Linked DNA regions of Mus musculus: all the other regions are linked to region 2. A link is a loop called in an ENCODE intact Hi-C map of the cell type or tissue named here. Cell type or tissue: heart. All regions are shown on one strand.

Region 1 (2,500 bases), 99 kb before region 2:
CGGTACATTTTAACTCTTTACAATAGTTTAGTCACCTAAAAAATTAGACTCCTTATATTAATGGGACATTTTAATAATCCACACTACTAATAATCAGTACCAAGTATCAGCATGGTAAAAGAATGAATTGATGTGATTATACTCATCCCATCACAGCTCAGCATAAGCTATATTTTGAATTTATTTCCCCCTGCTTCTAAAGTAAATATCTCTGCTGACATACATGTATGCAGGAATATCTCTTTTAAACCACACACACACACACACACACACACACACACACACAATCGCTTGTCACTATGATCCCACTGATCAAAAGAACAGGAAAGAATTCCAACTTTGGGGGACCACATCCCACCATAGAAGCAAAAGGCTTTGTTGTTACTGAAATGAATGCTAAGAGCAGAAAGGCCTTTGAGAAAGTAATGCACTGGTCCCTTGTGAGGCTATCAGAAAGGGGCTGTCCACACGTATTGCTTTAAGAGCTTCATAAACTGTAGATGCAGGTGACTGCTGAGTGTTCTTTTAAAGTTTGGCAGTTATACTTACCAGGAGCATTAATGGTAAGAGAATATGGAGGAACAGTTGGGCCTATGCATGGGAGGCTGAGAAGGGATTGTGTCTTACATAAGGGGGAAAGAGCTTCCCTGTGACTTCTAAGAATACATCTTTAAACAGCTGTGCTATCAGCCCCCAGTCAAAGGATGGGGCCACCCTCTCAGCTCTAAGGTGTTAACCCAAAAATCTTCCTGTCCAAAGGAAAGACAGGGACAAAAAATGGAGCAGCGACTGAAGGAAAGATCATCTCAGGACCACCCCACCTGGAATCCATCCTGTGTGCAGACACTAAGCCTCAACACTGTTGCCAAGCGGTGCTTGCTAACAGGAGCCTGGTATGACTGTTCCTGGGAGATTCTACCAGCAATGCAGATGCGGATGCTTGCAGCCAACCATCAGACTGGGTTTGGGGACCCCAGTGAGGGAGCTGGCAGAAAAACTGGAGAAGCAGAGGGGGACTGCAATCCCATAGGAAGAACAATGTTGACTGGGCAGACCACCCAGTGTTCCCAGGGACTAGACCAACAAAGGAGTGTACAGGGAAGGATCCATGGCTCCAAATATATATGTAGCAGAGGATGGACTTGTCTGACATCACTGGGAGGGGAGGCCCTTGGTCCTGTGAAGGTTTGATGCCCCAGTGTAGGGGGATGCTGGAGCGGTGGGGCAGGAGTGGGTGAATAGAGGGAGGATCACCCTCATCGAGGTGAATGGGAGGGGGGAGAGGGCAGGAGGATCACCCTCATCGAGGCGAATGGGAGGGGGGAGAGGGCAGGTGGGATGGGGTTGTGGAGGGGTAACTGGGAAGTGGATGAGATGTAAATGGCAGGAGTGATTTTTTTAAGTTATGCTAAATAGCAGGCTGTGAAACTTCAGCATTTTCAGAAAGTGAATTCAAAGTTCAATGTTTTCTATGAAACCTCAATAAAGGACAGTTATGGGGTTGAAGAACAAGGATTGAGCCTGCTTACCAGGGTTCCGAGAGCCTGATTCTCCTGGTGTCCTCTACTCTCACTGGCTCTCCCACCTTTCCACTTCCTCCTCCTCTTGGGATTCTCTGAGCTCTGAGAGGAGGGATTTGATGGAGACCTCCAATTTATTCTCCCTCTCCCTCTCCCTCTCCCTCTCCCTCTCCCTCTCCCTCTCCCTCTCCCTCTCCCTCTCCCTCTCCCTCTCCCTCTCCCTCTCCTTCTCCCTCTCTGAGAAACCACCACATTGATTTCCATAGTGGCTGTACAAATCTGTACCCCCCACCACAATGGAGGAGTGTTCCCCTCGTTCTTTACCTTCTCCAACCCGAGCTGTCACTAAACTAGGTGCATTTGAGTTCACAGAGACTGAAACAGCAAGCACGGGGCCTACATGGGTCTGCATACTCTAACTATTAGCTTAGTACTTTTATGGGACTTCTAACTGTAAGAACAAGTGGGTCTCTGACTCCTGAGCCTGCTCTTGGGACCTTTTTTCTCCTGTTGGGATACTGTGTCCAACTTCGATATGATAGTTTTTACTTCATATTATGTTTTATTTAGTCATGTTTGGTTGTTATCTCTTAGAAGCCTGTTCTTTATATTGAGAGACAGAAATGGGGTGGAACTGGAGAGGTGGAGAGGTACGAAGGAACTGGGAGGAATGAGAAAGAGGGGGAAATTATAATAAGGATGCAGTATAAAAGGAAAAACCTATTTTCAATAAAGAAAAAAATAATAAGGATTGAGGAGGTGTTAGACAGAGGATTCAACTCAAATTACACTCTCCCATTTAGCCCCTCAGCCCCTGTCCATGTGAAGATGTGTTTTTTCATATAGAGTCCAAGGACTGAAGGACTTCAAAGTAAAGTACCAGCATGAACAACAACACTACCACCACCACCACCACCACCATCATCACTCTCTACCTGTCAGCAGATTCTGACAGAAACATTCACACATCCCTATAAGAA
Region 2 (2,500 bases):
TAAGCACTTTAAACACTAGGCCGTTTCCCCAGAGCAAAAATAACAAGACTTTTTTTAGTATGACAGCTAGGTACACACTGTGAAGCAAGAGCTAGACCTCTTCAGAAGGCATGGTGACTTCTGGTGGTCTGTCAGGAGCGTCTAATGATCACTGAGGCAGTAACACTGCATGGTAGTACACCATATGCTCAGAACTATGCCGAGTCCCATAGCTCATTTCCTCCAGAGAAAGACACTATCCTTCCCTCACGGGTTGGAACACTAAACGCTAGAGATTAAGCACCAGGAAAATTGCTCTCGGTCTTACATTAAAGCTGCTGTCTTCATGAGAATCAACTTGTTACAAGTGCTCTCTCTCTCTGCTTAAGATGATTTTAAATGTCATTAACAATAAACTGTAACACTGCACGAGGGAAAAAAAAATTCCTCCTATCTAAAACACACTTGCCACCTATAAGCAATTCTTGAAAGAGACCGTTTAAGCCTCATTAGAGAAAGATATATTTAATATATTACTTTAGTACATTAAAAGGGAAAAATAAAAGCAAAAGAGTTTTAAGCCTTCTTCAATGTATTTTTCTTTTCTCAGAGATATTAATGGTAATATATTCTTTTCCACCTAACTCTGTCATCTGCCTTGTTTAAAGAGCTGGGGAGACAACCTTTCCTAAAAGAATTCATGATCCAATTAAGAGCTATTGTTGCTAGGAACGTAAATCCAGTCGTGTAGTTAGGAAAGGCTCATCTGCTTCTGATCCCGGCTCTGAATGTTGGTAAATACACCTTGGGTTTTGTTTGTTTCTTGTTTCTTTGTTTCTTTGCTTGCTTGCTTGCTTGCTTGCTTGCTTGCTTGCTTGCTTGCTTTCACCCTCCTCATAAAACCCAAGAGGCTAGACCTGGATCTTTATTCCAGGGAATTGTACCATGGCTCTTGCCTGCTAAGAAAGCAGCCTCAGCAAGGCTGCTACCTGCCCCGTGGCGGTAGTAAGACAGCAGCGTTCAAAATTAAACGGACGCTTACAGAACTCGTGAAAGTATATGCATGAGCTTCCACAAAACCCAGAACTCAACGCGAAGCTGTGGGGAATCGGAACGACCAAAATAAAGTCGAGGCATGAGAGCAAACAGGCTAAGGCAAGTATCCTGGGGTTTCCTAGCTCTGGGGTAGCATCCACGCTGCCTTTCTAAAATGCTGCATGGAAAGAGTAATGCCAAGGTACTATCCTTCTGACCGTCTGCATTTTCTAACTTCGTGATTCGGTGTTTTCTTGCCCCGCTCAGGCTCACTTAATGCCTGGTCCAGTTTGTGTTCTCATACTTCTATGCTACAGTTCTGTGTCACAGGCACCTGCAGACACTGGCTGCAGCGCAGCTTCCCCTTGCACTCCCGTGCGGTTGGCACATGGCTTTGGCTTTGCCATTTCCAAAGCATAGCAGCGCCACCTAGTGGCCAGGTTCAGAACTGCCGACTCGTCCTGGTCTTCGTAAGGGCTCTAGTCATGCACACATCTTGTGTGCACACAGACCGTCCCTTATGTTGGGTTTCTGTGAAGAAGATAATAAATATATAGTTAAACCGTAAATACATAATCGCTAAATATATAGACAAAATATATACTCAAAACCGCAAATTTCTCATTAATAATAGTTAAATGTCTTGTACAATTTCACACGGACTTTTCTAAACTTTTGCAATATCTGGGGGCTGATGCAAGACCAGGCACGTTTTACCTAAAGACGATGTATTTCAGGGATAAATTAATTTTTTGGAATTATACCGGGGGATGTGCATACTGATCTATGACTCACCTGCCCTAATTGAATTATTTTACAAATTAATAGGAGATAGTTCCGGGATTAATTGCCCCTCTATTACTTATCTCTTAATGAATTTTTAGAAAATGTTAACTGTATAGACTTTACGAAGAAAACGTTTTTCCATTAATCCTTTCTCGAGCTAGATGTTTCCTGGTATCCTACCAAGTTACATGGATGGGATAATTTTTAAAACATGACAGATGTTGAGGGACTCTTTGTAAAGCTAATCCACTTGTCACTGAGATTCTTTTTACTTAAGTCTTCAGCCTCCTGGTTCCTTTAGGCTATAAATTACATCTTTAAGTTATTTCCCTGTCTCGGTTCTACAGAGGACACCAGTGGCGGTACCAACAGTCTCATTTAAATTCTGCTTGCTCCGAGTCTCCCCTGTTATTATTGCCCCGTTTCTAGACTGTCAAGGGAGCTTGTAGGCATACTCGTCTTGCGCCAGCACGAGACTCTAATCACTTCTGTGTGTTCCCAACAGCTTGGTGGCCTGAAAGTCACCAGGCTGGGTGATCAATATTGAGAACACGTAGTCAAGGACTGAGGGTGTAGCTGTTAGTGTCTGGGTTTGCTTAGCATGAATGAAGACCCTGGTTCTATCCCAAGCACCTCATAAAACAGGCATTATGACACACAGCCGTAATCTCAGCCTTCAGGAGGTAGAGGATCTGGAGTT
Region 3 (2,500 bases), 990 kb before region 2:
CCAACCAGCCCTGTAGCTTAGAGGAGTAAGGGGGTCTGATTTCAGATTAATATGGCAAAACCAGAAACATGCACAACTTACTAAAAACAAAAGAACTGTTCATGAGCTTCAACTTAGAAAGTTTTAGTTCAGAGAGAGTAAGCTTTGAGATATGATCTCCTGTGTGTATGTATGCATATAACTGTATGTAATATACACTATATATGTATAATCCCAATACAGTGTGTATAATCCCTGCTGTGTGTATAATACATTCTATATATATGATTCATACTGTATGCATGTGTGTATTATCTCTATGGTGCTAATGTGTGTATTTCTGTATATTTGTTTGTGCACATACACACATGTTTGTGTTTGTAGGTGTATGTGATTGTGTGTGTTGCTGTTTTGGCGCTACTCACTGAACTCTTGCTGACACTATTCAGTGGTGATTCATCTCAACCTCACGTAGAACGAAGTCACGTTCATTCCGTACTCTTGCTCTACCAGGTGAGGGCTGTTTGCTGTTGGGGGTTTAGGGACATGAACACAATGTAAGTTTCAATTCCACAAAGTTCATCATAGAAACAATGTATACGCCCCCAGCCCAGAGTGAACAGGAGGCACAGACCCCACCTGAATCTTGGGGCCTGGGGGCTTCTTTTCTTTCCCTCTGGTCTTGCTTCTATCTCTAACTGGCTGTACCAACCCCCCTCAAGGGAGAGATATCCTTCACCTTCGCCAGAAGCCAGATTTCTCTCCTCTGATCCCAGATGTGAACCAGGGTGGAGACAGTGCAGCCAGTGCCCTGGGTCTTTATCCAAGACCTTACCCAAGTCTTCCTGAATTGGAGGCTATCCCCTACTTTCTGCTGGCACCTTTAGTGAGGGCCTCATTCCCGTCTCTATCCCCAAAGATACACAGGAACGATTCTGCTTTAACTTTCTAATGGCAGGGCAGAGTGAGACGTCCAAATGTCATTTCGGAAAGAAAACAGATATTTACAGAAGCACAGAGAGAAAGGACTCATGTCTATTTGTCTGGATCTTGGTTAGAAAATTAAGATTCAAAATTTAAATTTTATTGGGTATATTTGGTTTACACCTTTAATGTGCTCTTGCTTTTGGTATATCTTGAAGAAAACACCAGACACCATGTCATTACACTTCTCACCACATGAACACATCTCTAAACACAGAGCAGGCAAAATGTAACTGCTAATAACATGTTTTACCTATTCCGTGGTCACTATTTTGACACTTCTGATTTCACACTCTACTTAAACATTAAATCGACTCAAAATCTATGAAAACCAATCACAACGTCGACCTATTATTTTTGTTGTTGTTGTTTTTTAAAGGAACGAAATCCTAACTGTGCAAGATGTTACCTGAAATCTAGCTATGTACAAACAGGCTAGAGCCTTCAAGAGCTCAGGCTGCAATATAAATGGCTGCCAGGAGGGGGCGCAGAGCACCGAACTGCTTCCGGCCTCAAGGCCTCTTTGGAGTCTGGAAACTTGGAAGGAGATAAAACACCTTTCCAGGTAGAGAAGGTGGAAGGCTGCGATGCATTTGGTTGGTTTTGGTTCAAACAATACGGCAAGCACACAGAAATGTTTAGAAATATAAAAAGCCGATGCTTGGGTGTTCTGAGTTTGCTGCACCGGATGCAAGACCAGAGAGATGAGAATGAAGAAATTGAAAAACAGTTTCCAACATTGTTACATATTCTATGCGGCTGTGTTTGCTGCAGTTATGTACTCAAGTTACCGTGTTAGCCTTTGTCTCGAGCCCCATATTACATCCTGTACATTTCCTGGACACAGAGAAAGTCATTAGCAACTGTAAAGGGTGTGTGTGGGCTAGGTGCCTCGGCTATACCAATATAATCCTGAAAACCGAGAATAGGTGTGAAGAAGCACCATCGCAGAGAACTAAAACAATCAAACTCACCCTTAACAGCATGGATAATCTCTGCTCTCCAGTCAGGGAGGAGATGTGTTTCCGGTTTGTTACTGACATGCTCCGACTGGGCTTGCAGAATTCTTAATGCCAAATGTATCGCTTGTGGAAAAAGTTGGAAACGTGTTTTTGTTTGTTTTCTTGTTGTTTTGTTTTGTTTTGTTTGAAGCAAAGTCGCATTTTCGTGGGAGGGAATAGGTTTAGAAACAACCTTCCAAGAACAGCACATTACAGTCTATAGCTGTAGTTTGGATGCAAATGGTTCACTGACTGGGGAGTAAGACGAAGCCTGCGTCCCCACTGCCAGTGCGGCAAGAGTTTAAAAACAATTCCAATGGATATAGCAAGACCCCTTGAAAGTTACCCTGTTGAGTTTAGCAGGGTGCAGAGTTTAAGTTCCAGCTGGAGAATTTACCGAAATCAGCACACATTTAGAAATTAGAATGTTCATACTGCAAGCAGACCTAGCGATCAGATGCGTGTCGCTGTCTGGTGCATTCTGGAAAGTAAAACCTGCACTAGGATTATTAAACATTTCAAAATAATAATTAAAA

Evidence for each region. A loop is a pair of places that touch in the nucleus more often than their neighbours do. Peaks named below come from ENCODE experiments on the same cell type or tissue, not always from the same donor. Only the 100,000 strongest peaks of a DNase experiment are listed, where the experiment ranks them.
Region 1: a loop joins it to region 2, with 2.3 times the contacts of the local background. A loop is called at or near these places in 3 of 42 quality-filtered maps.
Region 3: it touches region 2 in a loop (25-fold over the local background); 16 of 42 quality-filtered maps call a loop at or near these places.

The regions. Positions count from the first base shown.
Region 1 is chr8:18,464,010-18,466,509 of GRCm38, forward strand. No RefSeq gene overlaps it. Among named protein-coding and RNA genes, the nearest start is that of Gm24469, 47 kb to the right of the region's middle. In heart, no CTCF peak of the experiment used is centred here; no DNase peak of the experiment used is centred here.
Region 2 is chr8:18,563,404-18,565,903 of GRCm38, forward strand. No RefSeq gene overlaps it. Among named protein-coding and RNA genes, the nearest start is that of Gm35740, 19 kb to the left of the region's middle. In heart, no CTCF peak of the experiment used is centred here; a DNase peak (open chromatin) is centred at 1,418; H3K27me3 peaks cover 779 bases.
Region 3 is chr8:17,572,817-17,575,316 of GRCm38, forward strand. Gm39137 (a long non-coding RNA gene) reads left to right here. Exons shown (of 3, transcript XR_870169.1): 3 at 1,343-1,599. Among named protein-coding and RNA genes, the nearest start is that of Gm39137, 12 kb to the left of the region's middle. In heart, a CTCF peak has its summit at 1,440 (motif pointing right); no DNase peak of the experiment used is centred here.